Regions from separate parts of the Mus musculus genome. Here regions 1 and 2 are each linked to region 3. The links are chromatin loops, found by intact Hi-C in ENCODE. Cell type or tissue: gastrocnemius. All regions are shown on one strand.

Evidence for each region. Hi-C counts contacts between places; a loop is a spot of excess contacts. Peaks named below come from ENCODE experiments on the same cell type or tissue, not always from the same donor. Only the 100,000 strongest peaks of a DNase experiment are listed, where the experiment ranks them.
Region 1: it touches region 3 in a loop (3-fold over the local background); 14 of 42 quality-filtered maps call a loop at or near these places.
Region 2: a loop joins it to region 3, with 2.6 times the contacts of the local background. A loop is called at or near these places in 8 of 42 quality-filtered maps.

The regions. Positions count from the first base shown.
Region 1 is chr1:60,269,409-60,277,408 of GRCm38, forward strand. It overlaps Nbeal1 (neurobeachin like 1), which reads left to right. Exons shown (of 55, transcript NM_173444.2): 33 at 864-1,021; 34 at 2,725-2,849; 35 at 7,717-7,843. Among named protein-coding and RNA genes, the nearest start is that of Cyp20a1, 70 kb to the right of the region's middle. In gastrocnemius, a CTCF peak has its summit at 3,279; a DNase peak (open chromatin) is centred at 3,264.
Region 2 is chr1:60,238,729-60,246,728 of GRCm38, forward strand. Nbeal1 (neurobeachin like 1) reads left to right here. Exons shown (of 55, transcript NM_173444.2): 16 at 1-147; 17 at 3,811-3,896; 18 at 6,066-6,155. Among named protein-coding and RNA genes, the nearest start is that of Nbeal1, 62 kb to the left of the region's middle. In gastrocnemius, no CTCF peak of the experiment used is centred here; no DNase peak of the experiment used is centred here.
Region 3 is chr1:60,154,998-60,162,997 of GRCm38, forward strand. No RefSeq gene overlaps it. Among named protein-coding and RNA genes, the nearest start is that of Nbeal1, 22 kb to the right of the region's middle. In gastrocnemius, a CTCF peak has its summit at 3,661 (motif pointing right); no DNase peak of the experiment used is centred here; H3K4me3 peaks cover 715 bases; H3K27ac peaks cover 1,024 bases.

The sequences.
Region 1 (8,000 bases), 110 kb after region 3:
TACTTGTATGCTTAGTTTTTGAGGCAGTGTTACATGTTTTCTGTACCTGCCAAGATGACCATGAACTTAGGACCCTCCTGTTTCACTTTGCAAACACTTGCTGCTATACTCAGGTTGCACCTTTCATTGATTGGTCCCAGGGCTTATGATGCAAACATGCTACCAGTCAACCCACATCCCAGCCATCCCACTACTAGTATTGAAGGAAGATGTTATGTCCATGTAATAAGGGCATTGATGAGTTGATACCTAGCTCTCATGGGACTTTGTGACTTCCTTACTTGTCTCAGCAGTGATCTATTTTAGTGTTGGTTCTCATACCATTGATTCCTTCCTACAAGTATGGTAACAGCCACAATTTAATGACAGCTTGTTTTTCTGGAGTTTTAGTAGATATTTTAGATCTTAGTCCTTTTCTTTCTTTTTTTTTTTTTTTTTTTTTTTTTTTTGGTGTGTGTGTGTGTGTGTGTGTGTGACTATCTCATATTTCAGAGTGGCCTCAAACTTGATAAACAGCTAAGAATAACATTAAATTTCATGTCTTCCTAACTCCACCTCCTTAGTGTTGGGATTACAGGAGTATACCACCGCAATTGGGGTGCTTGGGAACAAACTCAGGTTGTTAGGCTCAGCAGTAGGTGACTTTTATTGATTATTTTATCAGCTGTAGAGTGAGTGTCTGTGTGTGTGTTTTATTTTTACAAGTCAAATCTTAAGTAGAACATAGCTAAAATTCTACCGTCCTCATCAAAGAGAAGTATTTTAATGAAATAAAATTATGTTCTTTCTTTTTTCATATACCTTTTTTTTGTTAAATAAAAATTTATAGATACATTACTCTCGTCTTTTTCTGTTTATTTCAGGAGTATTTTGTGGAGCCATTTAATCGAAAAGCCCGTCAAGAGAACTTGAGGTATAATAATATGATTAAACAACTTAACAGTCAGCAGTTGGCGGCTGTTAGACGCTGGAAGGCGATACGGCTCTATCTTACGTGCGAAAGGGGGCCTTGGGCTGAAAAGTAGGTACATGTTTTGCTCTTTAGAACTGTGGCATTATATGTTAAACTGTTAAGCTAAGTATGTTTTACTCCAATTCTTTAAAGAGTACTTTGAATTCCTGTTCTTTATGAGTTGGTTTTGAATGACGGGAGGTTTGTGTGTACGTATTACTTGTCATGTGCTTGGCTCTCCTTTCACCCTAGTGTCACATGCATTAGACTTTAGACTCTAATACTCCACAACAGTGCTTCTGCCTTTCTCACATCACCTTATTAAGCTAGAGTTAATGACGTTATGCACTTCAACATTTTACAGCTTAATATTGTCACTTCTTTTGGTGTATATATTTTATAGCCCTTGTTTTAAAAATGTAGTAAAGTAACCCTTTTGTTTATCTTTTTGACCCTCTGATCAGTGGATAAATATTTAGTTGTTGGCCACCTTTGAGCTATTCTGACAGTGCTGCTGTGGATAGTTGTATCAAAATGTTTTGAGAGCATGCTTTTAAATCCTTTTGGGTATATAGTATAAATGCAAGTTCTGCATCATATTTCATGTTTAACTTATTAGGCATTGACAAGGAAATGTCAGCATGTTTTCCAGTTTCACACATTCTAACTGATAGTTGTCGTTTTCCAATTTTTCAAATAGCCCGTCCGTTGTGTATATAAAGCATGATCATATAATTTTGTTTTTCACCATTCTAATAACCAACAATGTTGAGTGCTGTTTTGTGTACTTGTTGGCCATTTGTATGCCTTTGAAGAGTGTTGGCTTGTTTCCTTTGCCTAGTTCCCACATTGAATGATGGACTTTTCACTGAAGTTGTGTGTGTCAGAATGTATGTATTCTCAGTGACTCTTCAGGTGATTTGCAAATATGTAGATGATTTTTCACTTTCCTGATTGTGACCTTTGTTCTTCAGAAGTTATAATTTTAATAAACCTAGTTTTTTTTCCTTGCATGCTTTTTATAATGTATTAGGAAAGCATACCCAAGTCCAAGGTCATAAAACTTTACCTTTTCTTCTAAGAGTTTTATCATCTTAACTTTGATATTTTGGATTTTGATCCATTTGTAGTTATTTTATTACGTATTTTCCTCAATTACATTTCCAATGCTAGCCCAAAAGTCCCCCATGCCCTCCCCCCACTCCCCTACCCATCCATTCCCACATTTGTAGTTATTTTTATTTGTAGTAAAACTTTTTAATATTATGGTTATAAAATTGCATTTAACATGAAAGAATAAAGTAATCAAGCCAGAAGTCTGAAAGCTAGTGTTCAAATCTTATTTCTCTACCATTAAGCCTCATGGCATCTTGGGTAATTTAAATTCTCTTAGGTTCATATATGTTGCAGTCAAACGTACTCATTTTAGTTTTCATGACAGTTGTCCAGATGATAAACATAAACATTTACATTTGTTTCGAAAGTAGCTGCTAGCATATAGAGTAGTAGGTTTCCGTTTGCACACATTTGCCATCCGCTGCTCTTACTCAGCCCCCATCCCGCTGCTCTCCTTCAGGTTTACCCAAGTCTGCTTTTTTGTAGTGCTGGAAATCACACCCAGGGCCTTGTGCAAACTAGCCAGTTGTTATATCTTGATCATTTTCTAAATTGTATTGAACAATTGTGAAGCACTTTATACTTGTTTATACGCTGTAAACAATTAATTTTTATAATTTCAAATAATTTTACTTGTTTCATTGTGAATTTTATAGGAAACAGAATCGAATTCACTGGAAACTAGCTAATGTTGAAAATTATTCCCGCATGAGACTTAAACTGGTACCAAATTATAATTTCAAAACCCACGAGGAAGCTAGTGCCTTAAGAGATAATTTAGGTGAGTTACAGTAGCTTCCTGTTTTTATGAACAGATGTTGACAGGCTGCTTACTGTTGTTTACTGTTTTAGATGTTTACTTAAGAACAAAGGGGTATAGTACTTTAAAGTGTATGTGTAAATTGGTACATGAATTCAGTGTTGTTAATTTTGGCCTAAATCTAAGATGAGTGTGTGTTTTCATTGAATGTAACTTTCCAAAGAAAGCTAGTATTTTTACTGTATTTCGTTTATGTTTTGTTGAGAAATAATATCCTTTCCTTTGACTATTAAATTAGCCTACTTCCCCATCCTTTAATTTATGACTCTTTTATAACCTGCCTCCCCCCTTTTTAATGTATATGAATATACTGTTATTGTCTTTAGACACACCAGAAGACAGTATTGGATCCCATTACAGAGGTTGTGAGCCACCATGTGGTTGCTGGGAGTAGAACACGGAACCTCTGAAAGTGCTCATCTCTCCAGCCCAACCTGCTTTTAAAGAGCCCTAATTTTTAATGTCTTAGATGTGCCTTGTAAAAGAATACTTTGCAAATATTTACCCAAGTAGTATTTCAAAATGGATTTTAAAGGGGTTTCTATAACTTTGTAAGAAGCTCTTCATTATTGGCTGTCATTTGTTCTCTTTTGAAGAAAAGTCTGAAATATGCAGAAGTATTTCCTGTGATGTGTCCATGGCACCTACATGTTTGCCAAGTCATAATTATTGTCACTGTAGCTGCTTCTGTACCACTTGTATCTCATGATAGGTCTATAGATTAAACAAGGGCCAAATTTTAGACTTTTTTTCCGTTTAACATATTGACCATTCCTACAAAGCTGAAGAAAGCCAGTATATCATTTAGGATTCTGTGTTCTAAAGTAAATCAGATAATTATGATTTTTTCTCTTAATGAAAAATAATATTTTGTCTTTGACACAAACACTAACTTAATGTATCTTACATAGCAGCTTACAGTCATATATATAAGCCTCTCTGCCTTGTCAGTTTTCTGGCACTTGCACACTTCCTTTTCAAAATGTAACTGTCCTCATTACCTAGCAGACATCCCCCTCCAGTGCATCACTTTAGTTTGGTAGTAGTTTCAATGATGCTATTTCCCTACTATTTTCCAAGAAATCCTTCTCTGGGAAATTCCCACTCCTGTTTCCTTACCCTCTCCTACTCTGCAGATGAGTTTATATCCTTTCTTCTTACCTCAGCCGTCTTAAATTCAAGAAAACCACTGTCCTTTTTTCACCTCAGCTTTACTCATTGCATATTTTAAGAAGTGTTCCAGTTCAGTGGTGACAGTAAAACTGGACAGATGGGAGAAATGGTGCTCGATGGTAGTGAAAACTAGGAGCAAGCAGTGGCTCATCCTACAGTGCTTTCTGCTGGGTGTACTTCACAATTCAGTGCAGAGTTATTTTGCTTACTTCTTAAGATAGTTTGATATTCTGCCAATTCATGATATTCTTTAGTAAGAAAATAGTTGCTTGTTTTGTTTCAAGTACACTTTGCAAATAACTCATTGCAAATATACAGAACAGGGTTATGTCATAGACTTTTCTGTAAAATGCTTGTATGTAATATTTTAATGAAAAGCCCATTAAGAACTCAAGACACCGAGTTTGTGATGGATAAGAAAATCTAGATTCCTATCTGTAATCACAGTACCTGTGAAGTAGGGGCAGAGGGGCAGAATGCCAGGGTTGTTGTTTGCTATGTAAAGTTTCTCAGGCTCAGGCTACCTTGAGAGACAAAATAAATGGATTCTTTTGATTGAGGAGCTTAGTGCACTGCTGCATGGCTTTAATCCCAGCTAACTAAGCAGTTAAGAAGGAGGTATCTGGAGTTCAGCCCAGCCCAGGCAACATAGTAAAACCCTGACTTGGAAAAAATTTTAAAATATATCTTTTATTATTTCTTTTATTTTTGAGATTATAATATCATTACATCATTTACCCCTTCCCTTTTCTCTCTCCAAATTCTCCCATGAACCTATCCTTGCTCTATTTCAAATTCAGTCTTTTTTTGTTACGTGCATATGTGTATATATTATATATCCCACCACACACCCCAAATCCATTTAGCATGTCTGTTGTTGTTATTGTCCTTGTTCAACTCATATTTACACAGTCTAACCATGTGGTTAGACTTTATGGGTGTATCTTCTGATGTTCCCAGGAGATATAGTCTCATGGTAAGCTTGCTCTTACAGTCTTTCAGCCCTCTTTTCCAAGACTGTCCCTGAACCTTAGGTTTGGGAATTGTTTTATAGATGGATCCAGTCGGACTCAGCTCCACAACTCTGCATTTTGGTTATTGATGTTTTTCTGTAATGGTCTCCATCTATTACAAAGAGAGGTTTTCTTGATGAGGAGTGAGGGCTACACTTACCTATGGGTATAAAGACAAATATTTAGAGTGTAAAGTATTAATGCTAGTTTGCTAAAGTTGCAGCTGTTGGTTCTCCTCCAACATCCATGACTTCACTAGTCCTGAGTAGTTGGCTAGGTTTCTAGCACCAGCCAGAATTTCTTTCTTGTTGAAATCTAATTTGATCTTTAGTCCAATTAGAGTTGTCACTAATCACCAAAGTATGTGTGCCACTACTGCATCTTAAGGTTACCATGCTGTGCTGGTCATTGTGATTCATAGATGTCATAGTGGGTAGGTCTTTTGGTTGCTTTCTTCCTTTGGAAGCTCACTTGATGTTTCTGTTACCGTAAAAACTTATTTCTGAGGGAGGAGGCTTTCCAGCCATTTCTAGCTCAGGGGCCTCTGTGCTGTTTTTGAAGTACTTGGCGTCCTCAGCAATAGGCACTTGTTTTCTACCTCCAGAAGGAAACCAAGGACAGTAGCAAGAGCCCATAATGTTTTGTGAGTCTCTGTCAATCTTGATCAACAATCACGAAACTCCATCTTCTCATGCCTGGTGTTGGGTTTTTGTTATTTCAGCCTCCTCTCTTCTGTCTTTATCTCCCTCTCCCCCTTTCCGTTTTCCTCATCAGATCAGTAGCATCCTGCTAGTCTCTTCTCTGTTGCTCCCCCATCTATCTACCCTGATATGATCCCTTTTATTTCCCTAGTTTCTATAGCTACTTCAGGATATATACTCAAATAGGAAGATTTAAGCTAGGACCTCAGATGAGAGAGAACATCTAATGTTTATCTTTCTGGGTCTAGGTTACTCACAGTCTTTTCTAGGTCCTTCTATTTACCTGAAAATTTCATGATTGCATTTTTCTTTACAGCTGGATAGTATTCCATTGTGTATAAGAACCGCATTTCTGTTTTCCATTCATCGGTTGAGGGACAGTAAGGTTGTTTCTATCTCCTAGCTGTTGTGAATGAAGCAGCAGTGACCATGGCTGAGTGTCTGTGGAGTAGACTGTCCAGTCCTATGGGTGTATGCTAAGGAATGGAATAGCTGGGCCATAGGGCAGATGTATCTTTAACTTTTTTGATAATTTTCCACACTGGTTTTCCTAGAGGCTGCTTTAGTTTGAAATCCAGCCAATGATGAAGGTTTTCTTTTCTCCATATCCCTTTCAGCATTTGTTGTGTGTGGTATGTTGATCTTTGCAATTCTGACTGGGGTAAGATGGAATTTTAAAGTTGTTTTGATTTATATTTCTCTAATTGGTAAGGACAATAAACATTTTTGAGATGGTTCTTGGCCATTTTTTTTTCTTCCTTTGATGACTGTTCAGGTCCCATGCCCATGTTTTTAAATAGGTGGGTTGGGGGGGGGGTTGTTTTTTGTTTGGTTGGTTGGTTTGGTTTGGTTTGGTTTGGTATGTTTTCCTGGTTTTTTTTTTAGTTCTTTACATACTGTTGTAATTAACTCTCTGTAAGATGTGTAGCTGGGATTCCTTTTCACTTGGTTGTTTTGTTTTTGTTTATTAAGCGTACAGTTCAATGTAAGTTGGAGTGTTTTTAGAAAGTAGGAAGCACAGATTCAGAGAGCCCAGTGGCAGGACAGAATTGAAATCTAGTATCCCAATTTAGTGTCCATGTTCTTTCTATTATAAAGCCCTTTGTTATTTATTACAAAGTACTTAGTTTGTATACTGTACATGTATGTGTTTTACGTATGTATTAGGGTTACCTGTTCCTCCCCATGCACCTCAGGACGTGATGGCTCTGCTGATTATTATTTGTTAGCTATAGACAGCTGCTCATACAGACTTTGCTTTCTTTTTTCTCTTTCGAGGCAGGCTCTCTATGTACCCCTGGCTGTCTGTGAAACTAGATATATAGACCAGGATGGCCCTGAACTCAAGAGATTCACCTGCCTCTGCCTTCTAAGTGCTAGGGTTAAAAGTGTGCACTACCATGCCTGGCCTGGCTGTCATTTGATATTTAATACAAGTGCACAATCACATTGATAGTAACTCATTGGCATTTATTTAATTATTAACTTTGTTTGTTTGTTGGTTTGTTTGTTTTTTCAAAACAGGGTTTCTTTGTGTAGCCCTGGCTGTCCTGAACTGGAACTCACTCTGTAGACCAGACTGGCCTCAAACTCAGAAATCCACCTGCCTCTGTCTCCCAAATGCTGGGATTAAAAGCATGTGCCACCACTGCCCAGCATTAACTTGCCTTTAATTAAATATAATTGATTCATGAATCTGTAATTTGCATAAAGTCAGTTCTATACCTCTTTCAGACTGCTAATCCAGTATTTACTCTATTTCTGAATCTAGAATTAGCCATTATTAAAAATAACTGTCATTTTAAAGGCATGTATATTTTATCACATGTGTAATAATTTTTAAAAATCCTCAAATATCAAAACTGTCAGAAAATACAGAAATGCTATAATATTTTGTACTAGTTTTTAATTTATTCTTTTTTTTTTTTTTTAATTAAACAGGTGTTCAGCACTTACAGCCTTCCAGTGATTCATTGCTTTTGGAAGTAGTGAAACAAGTTAAACTCAGTGACATGGAGGAAGATAAACTAGAACTTCTTGAAGAGGACATGGCAGCTAGAGTAAATATGTATGTAGAAGTATTTGAAAGCAGTTAAACTATGTTACGAGAAAGGGGACTGCAAAATTGTGGATTTGCTTGAGTTTCTGGCTTTCCAAACAGTTAATTATTTAGTTACAAGTGTTGTACTTCTTTAACTGTAACAATTAGTGTCAGACCAGCTGTT
Region 2 (8,000 bases), 84 kb after region 3:
AATCGAAATTGTTTACCAAATTAATTTCAGCTGGAACCCAAGATAGTGAATGGGGTTGTCCCACGTCTCTGGAGGGCCAGCTAGGATCTGTGATTATATTCCATGAAGCTCTGCAGCCTCCTCAGGTCAAGGCTTTGTATTTAGCAGGTGAGCATGCACAGCCACAGTATTTAGCATTGTCTTTTTCTTCGCGTTTTTACCTGAATGTTTCCTAAAGAGTTACTTGATTTGAAGAATGTGTTTTGTTCATTCATTCATTCATTCATTCACTCACATTTTGGGAATCTACCACATATAAAGGAAGTAATCTAAGTACTGAACTATATTACAGACCTGTGATTGTTTTAATTGGAACTGAAAAGAAAAGCCTGTTTTATAATATACTTTTTTTGTAGGAATGCCTAAAACAAGGGTGTGCTGTGTATACCTTTGTAAGTTCATGAGCACCATGTGTATACACATAGACAGGTGAGGGGGTATCTGGTCCCATACAGTTCAGAGCTGTTTCATCTGGGTGCTGGGAACTGAACCCAGATCATCTGCAAAGAGTACTATACACATTCTTAACCACTGGGCCATCTCTCCAGGCCCATTTTGAGTGATCATTAAATTTTTAAAAAAGTTTTATATTTAACGTATATGCATATACTGTCGCTCTCTTCAGACACACCACAAGAGGGCATCAGATCCCATTACAGGGGGTTATGAGCCTCTATATGGTTTCTGGGAATTGAACTCAGGACTTCTGGAAGAACAGTCAGTGCTCTTAATTGCTGAGCCATCTCTTAAGTATTGATATTTAAATTTCTTAAGTATCAAAACTACTGCCTGTGTTAGTCTCCCAGGATTGCCATAATCAACTTCTAGACTCTGTCTTTAATCACCAAAGTTTATTTTCTTTTTTTTTTTTAAAAGATTTATTTATTTATTATATGTAAGTACACTGTAGCTGTCTTCAGACACTCCAGAAGAGGGCGTCAGATCTTGTTACAGATGGTTGTGAGCCACCATGTGGTTCCTGGGATTTGAACTCCGGACCTTCGGAAGAGCAGTCGGGTGCTCTTACCCACTGAGCCATCTCAGCAGCCCCAAAGTTTATTTTCTTAACATTTCTGGAGGGTAAAAGTTCAAGATTAAGGTAATATAAATATCATTTTCTAGTGAGGCTTCTCTTTGCTTTAGGCAGCCCCTTTTTTACTGTAAGCTCAGTATGAACTTTCATACTTTTTCTCACTGCGCATATAGAGAAAAAGAACAGACCTCTTTTTAGTGTTTCTTCCTTTTCTTATGAGGGGCTCTGTCTGATTAGGATCCATTCTTAAGACATAATTTATTTTTAATTTTTTGTTTAAAGACTATAATTATAATAGTCACATTGGAAAGTATATTTTTAGTGTAACTTTAGGTCAGTCACTTCCATAACACTTTAAGTACTTTAGAAAGATGCTAATGAGTTGATGAAATCACATATAAACCTACCTACATAAGAAATTATGTAATTCAAAAATTCTGAGTCTTTCCCTAGAATTTGTCAGTCTTATGATTTATTTATTAATATACCTAAAAAAATTTTGAAGGCAGTACAGATAGGTATAGTATTGTAAATGTTCTTGTTTTGTTATTTTCTTTTGACTGTGATTTTGAATATAATATATTAGTTACTATTAGTCCTAACATTTCTGTTTTATAGCTGTATTTTATCAGAATATTCTGAATTAAAAAATTTAAGAGTCATGGACATTAATTTTGCAGAGAGCCTGTTTTTCATAAAGACACCCTGTTCAGACTGCATAGGAGTTTTGAGATGAATAGAACTATCTGGATTTTTCAGAGTTTAAATTAGAACATTATCATTTCTTTGACACTCACTGAGTATTCAAATGTGTGGTTTCCAAGCCAAGTAAGTGTGTGGTTAGAAATGAGTCATTTAGTGCAGCATTTGTGGCTATATAGTATACAGTTTATTCTAATAGTTCTACTTACAATTTTACTCTTAAATGATAATTATATCATTATTATAAATTATTGTTCTTTACCTCTGTGTGGTTTCTTGAATTTATGATTATAAATTCTCTATAATTTGTTTGTTTTTGGAGACAGGATTTCTCTGTGTAGCCCTGGCTTTCCTAGATCTTGCTCTGTAGACCAGGCTGGCCTGGAACTAATAGAGATCTACCTGCCTCTGCCTCCCAAGTGCTGGGAGTAAAGATTGCACCAGTACCACCTAGCTATAATTTCTTAACTATTGTTATAAAATTAAATTTTTCAGTATGAGGGCTGGAGAGATGGCTCAGTGGTTAAGAGCACTGACTGTTCTTCCAGAGGTCCTGAGTTCAATTCCCAGCAACCACATGGTGGCTCACAACCATCTGTAATGGGGATCTGATGCCCTCTTCTGGTGTGTCTGAAGACAGCTACAGTGTACTTAACATGAAATAAGTAAATCCATCTTTAAAACATTTTTCTTCAATATGATGAGCTGTTGTATTTAGAGTTTTAGTTTAATGGATTTTATGATTAACTTCTGAGAATAAACATTAAAAGTGTGAATAAGTGAATGGTTCTACATACATGTCATATAGTCAAAGGAGAGAAAACAGTCAGAGTCCTTTTGATGACACAGAAGTGTGTCAGCTTTAGCACAGCTTCAGTGAGATGGAGTATCCAGCTGTGCTGCAGACATGGCTCAGTGAAAGCAGAAGAACCCGAGTGTGGATCCCAGCACCCCTGGGAAAGCTGGCTGTGGATGCCTTCCACCATCACCCCAAGGTTAACGTGGACTCCAGGCCAGCCAGCCCACCTAAAAGAGAAGCTTCAGCCTGACTAAGAGATCTGTCTAATAAAAATAAGGTGGTGGCAAGCACTGGGATTTGCTGAATAGAAAGAGGCTAAGGAAGAGAGAGATACAAGAAGTCACCCAATAGCTTCTTTGGCCTCTCGACATGTACATAAGCACATATACTTTTATACATATGCACATATCCTTCTCTCTCTCTCTACCTCTGTCTCTCTCTCTCTCTCTCTCTCACACACACACACACACACTTAAATAATTATAATTTAAATAATCTTCCATTATGTGTCAGATGGAACTTTGAGCTTACATTTCAGTTGTAAATAAAATGAGCACTGTTACCTACTTACATGCTATCCCATTTCTCTGCTGTCTGTCCAAATTGAAAAACCAGGTTTTTTTTTTTTTGTTTTTTTTTTTTTTTAAGGTAGAGTCTTATTATAGAACCCTGCCTGCTTCTGCCTTCTGAGTCTTAGCATTAAAGGTTATACCAACTGGACTGGAAAGGTGACTCAGTTAAGAGCACCTCTGTTCTTCTAGAGGACTCAGGTTCCCAGCACCCACATGGCAGCTCACTACTGTCCATAATCTCTAATCCAGTTTCATGTTACTTGAAACCCTCACATAATAATACATGCAGGCAAAACACCAATGCACGTAAAATAAAAATAGATAAATGTGTGCGTTGTGTACCACTATACTCAGTATCACATTTTTAATGCTTTTCTTATTCTTTTGAATTTGTTTACATTAGAGAAATCAATATAATTTTAGTATTTTATAATATTTTCATACAGTGTCCTTTCTACAGCAGAGATTAATCATCTCCCCAAATGTTCTAGGTTTTAGAAAAATTAGAGGTGACCTAAAACTAAAGTACATGTATACAGTGTGTTTTAGCTCTGTCATTTGAGTAACTTGAAGCATTTTGATTTTAAATTTTGTTCTAGAAACATAGAATCCAAGAGGACATGTATATTTAGTGATGATTGTGTATGTGTGTAACTAATTTTCAGGTCCAAATTGCTTAAGCCCTTGGAAGTGTCAAGACTGTGATATGGCCGACTTGCCAAGTAACATCCTCCTTCACTACACAGGAAAGGTAAATGCATGGCTGTCCCTAATTGTGACTTCCATGAGCTCAAATTGATGGCTTTATTCCCTTTGTCATTTCAGTGGGTAATTGCCATAGGGGGTGGGAGTTGTGGTGAATCTTGAGTTTTAAAAAAAATTAGGGTTTGTAAAAGGAAGTTGAGAAGAGCAAAAATTAAGACATACCTTCTCAGCTAGAGTTTAGGTTATGTGTCATTCTAGTGCGTATTGGAATAGTTTGTGAAATTGGTTCTGAGTTGGTTTTAGTGAATGAAACCTTTTAAACCTGTTTCTCTAGTCATCTCAAGAGAGGTGAAACAGCAATACTCAAACTTTAGTTTGCTTTTTAAAAAATGTGATGTTGAGGGGGAAGGGAGATGTTTTTAAAGGATAGAAACACTTTCCAGTATACTGCCATGTCTAACTCTTTTCCCTTCAAAAACTCAGTTAATGAAAGTAAGAGACAGTAAAGATGGAAGGAGAAAGGCATAAGGTACAAGTGGGAAGAGGAAAGCAGCCAAGTGCCACAAACAGCATTGTTTGCCTTTATCATATTTAATATTACATTGGCACAGAAAGTACTTTTATTGTATGAGACAATATAGAATATATTTTCCTAGTTTAGTAAGCTGGTATACAATCATACTATTTATTTGTTACATCTGACTTGACAAACTTACTGATTTTATGTTCTTCCAACTTTATAATTTGATAAATTTCATACCTTAGAAATTAAAAATAAATAATGTAATTATCCTGTATAATTCTTTCCCAAATTAGCTAATTGTTAATATTTTGTTGTATTTTATGACGTTTTTCAAGTCATTTGTACAAGCAGATTGGCATAACTATAAAACTTTATCCCTGAATATTTTTACATAGTTTCTTACATAATTGAATATATCATCTATTCAGTTTTCCCTAAAAAATACTTACTTAGCAAAAGTTAGTTTTGATCCATCAAGATCTATGTATTTTCTCAAACATAAGTTTGTTTATCTAACCATAAACTTCTTTCTTGGCAACTACTGGTATTTACTCACCTATTCAGTCTCCGGTGTGTAGCACAGATTCTAGGAAGTATGTGCATCTCCTCCACGTAGTACACCAAGTGACACACTCTTTTCAGGTTTTTAATGTTATGGTCGTTACCTTTTTACAAAGTGAATTTGAATTGGTGATACTAAGATTGTATTCTTTGAGACGAAAATTTAAAAATATGTACTTTTAAAAATTAGTTATTGCCTCACTGTTTTCCCTGAAGAAATGTGATTTCTATGTAAGTAAGTCGGTTTATTGAACGTTGGTTTCTCCAGAAAGGTGTGCTAACGGTACAAGTCTGAGTTCAGTGAGTAAGTCATGGAGTTCTTGTGTTCTTCTCAGCCTTCTTAGAGATTGATCATATGCTTTAAAAACCATGCTGTGATAAAAATTCTCCTTGGTTTAATGTTTCACCAGTTTTTTGAGCACTCTTTAGAAACAACTCAAGTATTAATGAACGCTAATTTGATAAGTGGTACTTTGGAACAGTTTTCAGCTTTTCAGTTGTTTTCATCTCTATCCTTATTTGTAGCAGGTGTTTAGCCATCTGTTTCTTTAAAAGTCAGTGTTTTCTTTGTGCCGAGAACTGAATGCAGTGACCTGCTTTTGATAAGCGAGTGCTTTAGATTTAGTCCCTGATTATTTTTTAAGAGCTATTATTTAAAGAACTTGATGTGTAGCCATGAGGACCTGGGCTTGGATCCCCAAGCAGCTATATAAAGGACATTACTGATTTGCCTATGATCCCTGGGCTGGAGGGTCAGAGACAGGTGCATAAGTTGCTGGCCATGGAGTCTAGCTAATGGTGAGCTCTAGGTTCAGTGAGAGATCCTGTCTCAAAAAAGAAGGTAAAGAATGACTGATGACATCTAAGAGCTGACGTCTGCCTCTGGCCTCTCAGGTATAGACCTGCTTACATGCCCCCACACAGAAACACAAACACAACACAGAGATAGGTAGGTAGATATGTATATAGATAGATAGATGGATAGATAGAACAGTAAAAAGCAATTGCTAGGCATGTTATTGATTTTATTATTCACTTTTTAAATTATGGTGGAATAGTTTCTGTGTAATTAAAGTTATGTTTTGTTCTAATTGCACTAAGGTGCTTGTTGTATTTTTCTTTTTTTCTTAGGCTTGCAAAAATTCAATTTGCCTTGACTTGTCTGCTAACTGTTTGCATGGAAGATTAACAGGAAACAAAGTAGTGAATTGGGACATTAAGGTAAACTAATAATATACAGTGGGCATTGTATAATTTAAATTTACTTTAAGTTTACTTAAGCATAGCATATAGCTAGAATTTTTGAATAATAGGAACTGGACACAGGATATTCTAAAGTCTGAGAAGAAGATGGGGAGGAGAGAGATGTGTGTGTGTGTGTGTGTGTGTGTGTGCATGCATGCGTGCATGCACACTGTTAGAAATCTATTGACCTTCACCTGTTGCTTTGATTGATCAGAAACCTTGCCTTTTAGGCTAAGTAAGCTGGCTTCTCAGGATCTCCCTGTCTCTGTCTTCCAGTGCTGGAGTTTTCAGGCAGTCCTGCCCAGAGTTTTCCATGGGTAATTGGATTTGAACTCAGACCTTCAGGCTTGCACATAGTTTATCCACTGAGCCATCTACTTGCCCAGCATCACCAAATTGATATTAATAATAGGTCTCTGTTAAAGTTTTATGCAATGTTGGGCATGGTAGTGGCGTCTTTAATCCCAGCACTTAGGAGGCAGAGAAAGAGACAGTTCTCTTTGATTTGTGTTCAGCCTGGTCTTTTTAGTAGTTCCAGGCCAACCAAGACTGTGTAGTGAGACCCTGACTCCAAAATAAAATTTAAAAAATCTTCAGATAGATAGATCGATAAAATGTTATGCAGATTTATATTCTGAAGGATGAATAAGAATAATAGTTGAGTGACTGACTGAAACTCTTTTTGTTTTTGTTTTTTTTGGTTTTTTTTTTTTTTTTTTTTGGTTTTTTGAGACAGGGTTTCTCTGTATAGCCCTGGCTGTCCTGGAACTCACTTTGTAGACCAGGCTGGCTTCGAACTCAGAAATCCACCTGCCTCTGCCTCCCAAGTGCTGGGATTAAAGGCATGGGCCACCACCGCCCAGCTTGACTGAAACTCTTACCTTTGTAAACTATGCTATCAATCAAGCCAACTCAAAAAATATGCTATGGTTTAAATCTTTTTTTTTTTTTAATTTATTTATTATTATATGTAAGTACACTGTAGCTGTCTTCAGACACACCAGAAGAGGGAGTCAGATCTTGTTACAGATGGTTGTGAGCCACCATGTGGTTGCTGGGATTTTGAACTCTGGACCTTCAGAAGAGCAGTCGGGTGCTCTTACCCACTGAGCCATCTCACCAGCCCTATGCTATGGTTTATATTCATATATAAGTTGCACAGTTTGACTTTGTAATATTGGCTTTACAAGACTAATTTTGTGTGTTATATATAGAAATTTACTTATGTTGTCCAGATCTGAAAATTAGTCTTTAGTACTTTGTATTATAGCTATATAAATTAACTAATGAAACATTTTACCTAATGTGGGAGACAAGACAGGAACAGAATTATTAGGAGAAAGACAATTTTTTATTTTTATGTTTAGGTAAAATTAAAGCCCCCCTCACAAAAATATAAAAGGCAACTGAGAAGAAAAATATTTGCCATTCATAAAGTTCAGTTACTACCACAGAAAGAGCTCTTTAAGTCGTTATGTTTTTTTTCCCAGCACACACTTTTATCTTTTTATGTAATGTGTAAAGTGAATTTTAGATCATTTAAAAGTATACAAAATAAAGTGGCAGGTGTGTATTATGAATAGCCCTTGAAATGTCAGGTACAGTTACTACATAAAGAACGTTGTATTGGGAAGTTTGACTAAATTAGTGTTTTATAGCTGCAGTTGTGACAGGTAACTGTATGAGATGAGATATTTGTTAATCTCATATCCTCCCTTACCTTTCTGCTTCTCTTTCTTCCCTTCCTCTCCTTTTCTATTCCCTTTCTCTTTTAGTCCCTTCCAGGCTGACCTTGAATTTGGAATGTTCCCATCTCAGCCC
Region 3 (8,000 bases):
AAAAAACAACAAAAGGAAGAAGATCTAATACAGAGCATGCATACAAAGTGAAGATGGTTTTGGGAGAGGAGCCTTGGAAGGCGTCTATGCAGATCGTTGAGTAGTCACTACAATTCCCCAGTCGGCCCTGCAGACTAAGGGCTTGGGATTTATTTATGTTAATAAACTTAGTACTAGGCAGTATATAATTTTCTCCAATCGGATTAGCAGTGATAGAGTACTTGCTGAGCGCTAGATAGTTTTACTTGTTGGATATAGAATAATTAGTAAGATTTAATCCTACTCATGGAGACAAACAGATATATCTATTCCCTAGCTACTCCCTAGCAACAGCCAATCAAGATTAGTCTGATAGTTCCAGATGTACTTTCAGACCATTTGTGATTGTTCATGGTTTTGTTTCAGAGCACCCACCTGTCACCTGCTCACAATAGTCATTCAATTAGATGCTTGCCAGGCTGGAAACCTCCTTGCTTGCTCGCCATTTCCTATAAAGCCTTGTCCTGCTGAGGGCTCGGGGCTTCATCCCCCCAGTCTGCTGCATCAGGGTTGGCGGTGAGCCCAAGCTCGAGCTTGAATAAAGTCGTGGGATTACATGGGAATCGTCTCCTTGGTGGTCTTCTGGGTCTCGAACTCTTCCTGAGTGGGCACACCACCACCATGAATAACAGCTTTAGTGGCTTTTGAGTATTTATGCAGACTACATAAAGCACTCCCTTAGATGTCCCTGTTTGAGAACCTAAAAGAGTGTTTTATGTTATCTTTCTTTCTCCCCTCTATCTTTCTTTCTTTCCTACCACGTGATAGGGGAGTGAAGGAGGGGGGTTGGAGATAAAGGGTGGGAAAAAGAAGAACGCACAAAGTAGCTAAATCCAGCTACAGATCAAAGTATTTATCACAACCAGATTTTATTACATATCAACTCAAGTGATCAAAATTCACTGTAACAAGAAAATACTTTCCTGTCACTTTAGAAAAGTCAGGTAAGGTTCTCAGGGGCCTTCACTAATATAAAAATCTGGTACTAATGTATTTCTTCCAAACTATTATCAGCACTTAAATTTTATTTTCAAATTACCTAGATCTCTGAGAGCCTTTGTGACAAATCATTTAGTTTTAGAAATGCTAAAAAAAAAAAAAAGATGCATTAAACATAGGACAACAATCAAGAGAGAATGAATGTCCCTGCACTAATAAAATGTCACATGGAGGTAATCCAAGTATTTAGAACACAAAGCCAGCATTCCAGTAGTTTACACGTGTGGTGGCATGTGGAGTTCAGATCCTCATTACTTTAAAAATAATTTATAATATAAAAAGATGTTGAATTGCCACATACTTTTATTGTATCTATTAAGATTTATTACTTAATTATAACAAATATATAAGTGTGGTAATTCTGTAGTTGGTTTTATTGGTGAAACACATGGGCTGAATGGTTAGGGTAGAGTTTATCTGTTCCATTTGAAGTTTCTCCAAGGTATATACAAAGTAGTTGTTGGGATTCTATAAATCCTATGTATAAGCAGAGGTGCAGAGAAAATGTTAACCCACCAGGAGAGAATAAGACCTCTATCACAATTTTTGAGCCAAATTTGAAGCGAGCTTTATTAAATACTGGCTAGGGCACTGGACACTGGCCAGGTCCTTACCTGGGATCCCCAGAAAGTAGCCACGAATTATGTAGTCCCATGCTTATAAAGGTAAAAGCCATAAGCCACCTCCTTCCCACGTTCATCCACTCAGGGGCAAGCATCCACCCTGACTGACTTCTTGCCTCTGTGCCTCCCGAATATTAAAGATCAAGCACATCCTGTGCCCTTGGGGCAACCAACCCTGGTTACAGACGTGAGAGCATCTGGCTTGCTATCTTACATGAACAACAGCCCCCAGCATTGTAGGACGTTAACTGCTCTTGAGAAGGTGAGGTTTACGGGTTTATCTGTGCTTGGGCAAGTGGGGCTTACAAGTTAGAGGCATCTTTGGTTTTTGGTTTTTGGTTTTTGGTTTTGGTTTTCGAGGCAGGGTTTCTCTGTGTAGCCTTGGCTGTCCTGGAACTCACTCTGTAGACCAGGCTGGCCTCAAACTCAGAAATCTGCCTGCCTCTGCCTCCCAAGTCCTGGGATTAAAAGCATTTGCCACCACTGCCCAGCATTTTATGGATCTCTTAAACACAGTAATTACAATTTAAAACATAACCTTAGCCCCAAATGAAACTACTGAACCAGACTGTTCCATAGCAGATAGAATAATTTGTTGGGACCAAACTGCCAAGGCCATTTCCGGTGGGTGGAGAGTTGGGGGCTGGGCAGAAAGAGCAGAATAGTGGCAAAGCAAGTAGATTTTATGACAGTTAGCAGGGTGGGGCTCTGACTGGATTTGGGCTGTCCAGATTGACTTGGGAACTAGTGCTCTTGCCTAAGGTAGTTGACCCTTATGAGCTGGTTAAGGAAGGTTCCTGGAGGATTAGGGAAACTTTCTATTGAACAGAAAGCACTTTAAGAGATCTGCTTTAAACCTTTGGCTTGTCACCAGCACTGCCCTCCTGGACCTGACACTTAGGTTTCCCATTCCACTCTGCAAACATATCATACCAGTTTACACGCTCATTACCTTGCATGTGACAAATCCGATCTTGTTTTCTAAACAGTACTAGCAGACTTTGTTTTATAAAAGTAGTAAGTACATAATGGTTTCCATGTATGAGTTTTCCAAGAAGACATTAAAAAAGAAAGAAAGAAAGAAAGAAAGAAAGAAAGAAAGAAAGAAAGAAAGAAAGAAAGAAAGGGAAAGGAAAGGAAAGGAAAGGAAAGGAAAGGAAAGGAAAGGAAAGGAAAGGAAAGGAAAGGAAAGGAAAGGAAAGAAAAGAAAAGAAAAGAAAAGAAAAGAAAAGAAAAGACAAGACAAGACAAGACAAGACAAGACAAGACAAGACTCTTGCCACTTGATTGGGGTGGTGGTGCTAACATACAAAACAATCCAAACAAGTCCAACTTATCAAGTCAGTTTGTTCCTTTCAGAGAGTGGCAGCTTCACTTGCTGAAGCTTCTGAGGTTGCCCTCCCTTTTCACTTACCAAGCTCTAAGGTTACTCAGCAGTGTATCAGTAAAGCTTCTCTAAAGGAACAAACAATTGAATGTGCATGTACACACACATCCACACACACACATTTATTAGAATGGTTCAAATAACCCCACGATGGCTATCTCAAGGCAAGATTCCAGTAGTAGTGATGGGTCAGCAGTCCCAATCTCATGCTAGAGACGCAGAGAAGTCCTAGAAAGCTGTTAGTCTTCAGTGTGCACTGGAATCCTGAAGAAGTGCATTCTAACATCTACTATCAGTAGAGGAATTCATAAGCTACAAAATAGATGAACTTTCCTTAAAGAGAAGGCAAGTAGGCAAAATGCAGAAGCTTTCTTTCATGTCATTTCACGTGGGCAGCCACTAGAAGGTGTGGTCCAGATTTAGGGCGAGTCTTCCCACCCCAAATGATCCAGAGTTAGGGCAGATCTTTCATCCTTAAATGATACAGTCAAAAAAATCCCTCTGAGGTCTGCTCAGCTGCTTGGGGTTTGTTTTGGTTTTGGTTTTGGTTTTTTTAATTGGTTCCAGATGTAATAAAGTTGACAACCAAGAGTAACCATCCCAGCACCCAGCAGAGGGCAGAAGCAAACCAGGCCTGAAATAGAATTGCATGTTGGGGATCACGCCATCTTCAACTTAGCAGGAAAAGAATTATTATAGTGCAACCCAATACCCTTTTCTCCCCATCCCCCCACCAGTATCTTTCTTTTCTCACCCATTCCCTCTACTTTCATGTCATGAATGATTTTATGTGCCTATATAGAATCAACAGTATCAAGAGAAAGTGGGCAATATATGTCTTCCTGGAATCTTGAGGGTTTCAGTGAAACACTGTCAGACCACAGGAAGGATGGACGGTTTCCTACTGCTGTGGTTTGAATTAGCTTCATTGTACAGAATCACAGGCTGCTGCTGGCTAACTTTATTTACCTAGAATTTGGAGGGCAACTTTTGGGGGATGTTTTTGTGTATTGTGTATCCAGATGCTGATTTCTGCACCCAAAGATCTGGTTGCAGTCATTATTATGAAGCATATCCTCACTCGGTGTTTTGTAAACCATGGTTCTCCATAACCTTCTGATTGGTTAAAGAAATAGCTGAACAGCCGATAGCTGGGCAGGAGAGGAAAAGACTTCTGGCCCAGGGAAAGTGAGAGAGGGTCTCGGGAAGGGGAACAGGGAAGTCGACATAGGGTAGGGACATAGATGAAGAAGGATGACCCAGGGCAAGACTAAGATGACAGGTAATGGGCCATGTGGCTGGGAAGGTAGGCCAGGTCAGCATAGTCTGGTTAGAATATATGAGTATCTACCTAAAGCTTTTAATAAATGTAAAGATCTCCTTGTCATTATTCAGTAGGCATAGAAAAGCCCATAGTTTTACACAACTATCCATGAACAGTTTTTATTATTATTTGCTAGAGACTGAACCCAGGGCCTTGTTTGTGCTCAACACACACTTTTACCACTGGGGTATATCCTTTGCCCCTCTTAATCTTTGTTTTTGTTTCTTTGGTTTTGGTTTTTCAACAGAGGGTTTCACTGTGTAGTCCTGGCTGTCCTGGAACTCACTCTGTAGACCAGCCTGTCCTCTCAAATTCAGACATCTGTTATCCTTTGCCTCCCTAAGTGCTGGGATTCAAGGCCTGCACCACTGCCACCAAGCCTTGTTTCATTATTTTGGGACAAGGTCATACTATCTATATAGACTTCACTGGCCTGGAGCTCAGTATGACCAGACTACCTTTGAACTCACAGAGATCTGCCTGACTCTCCTGCCTTAGTGCTGGAATTAAATGCAAAAAAACCCTCTTAATCTTAATGTAACTCAAATGACTAGTAACTTTTCCTTCTGTGGTTAGTTTGGAAAATAACTCCCATTTGCCTGTGCCAGAGAAGTAAAACATTGGCATATAATCCAGCAATTCCATTCTTTGTTGTAAGGCAAATGGACTCACATGGATGCCTGCATGGCATCTCTAATCACAGCATTATTCACAATAGCTAAGGAGGGGACATAGCCCAAGTATTCATCAACTGATGAATGGATAAACACGATATGGCATGTACTTAACATGGAATATTTTACACAGACAGAAGAAGGAATTATGGGGCTGGCAAGATGGCTCACCGGGTAAAGTCCTGAGTTCAAATCCCAGCAACCACATGTTGGCTCACAACCACCTGTAATGGGATCTGATGCCCTCTTCTGGTGCATCTGAAGATAGCTACAATGTACTTAATTATAACAATAAATAAATCTTTGGGCCAGAGTGAGCAGGGTTGACCAGAGGGAGTGGGGTTGACTGGAGTGAACGGAGGTCCTAAATTCAATTCCCAACAACCATATGAAGGCTCACAGCTACAGTGTACTCATACATAAAAAATAAATCTTTTTTTTTAAGGAGAGGGAATTACTAAGACATACAATAACATGAATGAACCTTGAAAATTACGCTGAATGAGCTAGGTACAAAATGGCAAATATTATTCCACAAAATGTGTAGCATAAGAAACTTCATAGAGTCAGGCAGTAGTGGCACATGCCTTTAATCCCAGCGCTTGGGAGGCAGTGACTGGCAGATCTCTGTGAGTTCAAGGCCAGCCTGGTCTACAGAGTGAGTCCAGGCTAGCCAAGCCTACACAGAGAAACCCTGCCTTGAAAACAAACAAAACAAATCAAACAAGAAAAAGAAAAACAAAACTTTAAAGAAATGGGCAGTAGGCAGGGCAGGGCTTGGGGAGAGAAAAATGAATTATTACTCAAGTGGTTATCAAGTGTAATGATTTGAATGAGAATAGCCTCCATAGGCTCACATGTTTGTATATTTGGTTCCCAGTTGATGGACTATTTAGGAAGGATTAAGAGGTGTGGCCTTGGGGGCTGGTGAGATGGCTCAGTGGGTAAGAGCACCCGACTGCTCTCCCGAAGGTCAGGAGTTCAAATCCCAGCAACCACATGGTGGCTCATAACCATCTGTAACAAGATCTGACGCCCTCTTCTGGAGTGTCTGAAGACAGCTACAGTGTACTTACATATAATAAGTAAATAAATCTTTAAAAAAAAAAAAAAAAAAAAGAGGTGTGGCCTTATTGAAAAAGGTGTGTCAGTTGGAGTGGGCTTTGAGGTTTCAAAAGCCCCCACCATAGCTCCCCCAACCCCACCCCTGCCTCTGCTGCTAGGATGTAAACTCTGAGCTTCTGCTCCAGAGACATGCCTGCCTTTAATCATGCTTTCTGCCACAATGATCATGGACTAACTCTGAAACTGTAAACAAGCCCCCAATTAAATGTTTTCTTTTGTAAGCTGCTTCACTCATGGTGTCTCATCACAGCAATAGAGTAATAACTAAGACATAAAGTTTCTGTCTGATGAAATACACCGTAGTGATAGTTGTGAACATAGTAAATGCCACTGAATGACATATTGTTTTTGAATGGACATATAGGGTGGGATTATGGCTGCTTTTTCAGAGAGCCAGCTTCAATTTCCAGCACCCATGAGATGACTCACAACTGTCTGGAACTTAGTTCCCAAAGATCTGGTACATTCTTCTGGTCTCCAAAAGTTTCCAGACAGACAAAACTCCCAGACATACCAAATGAGAAAATAACTTTTTAAATGGACATGGTAAAAACTGGCCATAAATAGCAAAGTTTGTTCTATATTTTATCACAATAATAAAACAATCAAAAACTTTATGGTGAAGTTCTGAAGGTATCATCCTGTTGGGGTTGGTCTTGTGCACTGTGTATTCAGATGCTGAGTTCTGTGCCCCAAGATTAGGTTGCACTCTGGACATGGGCACTGTGTTGACCAGTGTGCTGTGAAGAATAATCCCTGATTGAATAGCAAACGCTAAAGCCTGTGACTGGGCAGGAGAGAGAGGAAGGAAGAACTTGAGATCAAGTAGGGAAGTCTCAGGGACCACGAGGAGAAGGAAAAAGATGGGAGCAGGAGGAGGCCACCATGAAGCAGGATGGACCATGAGGATGGACCATGAACTCATGGCCAAGAGAAAACTGCCCTGGGGACACACATGGAGCAGAGCAAACACGGGAAGGCTCAGTGGGCAAGTAATTAGCTTGCTAATAAAAATACCAGGCAGCCGGGCATGGTGGTGCACGCCTTTAATCCCAGCACTTGGGAGGCAGAGGCAGGCAGATTTCTGAGTTCAAGGCTAGCCTGGTCTACAGAGTGAGTTCCAGGACAGCCAGGGCTACACAGAGAAACCCTGTCTTGAACCCCCCTCCCCCAAAATACCAGGTTTCTGTGTCTTTTATTCGAGTGCTGTACTAGCTAGAGTGGGGCAGACTCACCCCAATAAAATTACTTCTACATCACCAATGCAAAATACAGTTGGATTTCAGCATTAAAATTTTCTAAATAGGTTAAAATTTCTTATTTTTTTACATCGCATCAGTTAACACTTTGGGGTAGGGTCTGCCCATGTTTGTGTACCCATGCCATAGTGTGACTGTGGAGGTCAGAGGACAGCTCATGGGGCTTAGTTCCCTCCTTCCACTGTGGCTTCTGAGGTTCTGACCTGACTTGGGTTGTCAGGCTTGTTTGGCAAAAGCTTTTACCCCGTGAGCATCTCAGCCTGGCCCAGCCGCTTTTCTTTATGATGATTACGTATTAGTCCCTTTTTACAGTGTCTCATCTCTGCCCTGAATTATTCGATCATTAATGTATTGGTCTTCTTCGAATCTGTATTCTTCTGTTCCATAGCTTTATTAGTTTAGCAGTTACCCACAAAACACTGGTCTTTTTGAAGATCACTTTGCTTGTTTCCACCTCGTATTTATAAAGATTATCTTGTTTTGTGTTTTTGTGCACATTTTTAATCACTTTTCTACCTCTGGCATTCACCTAAAATTCGTGTTCTTGTGTGAGACAAAGTCTCATATAGC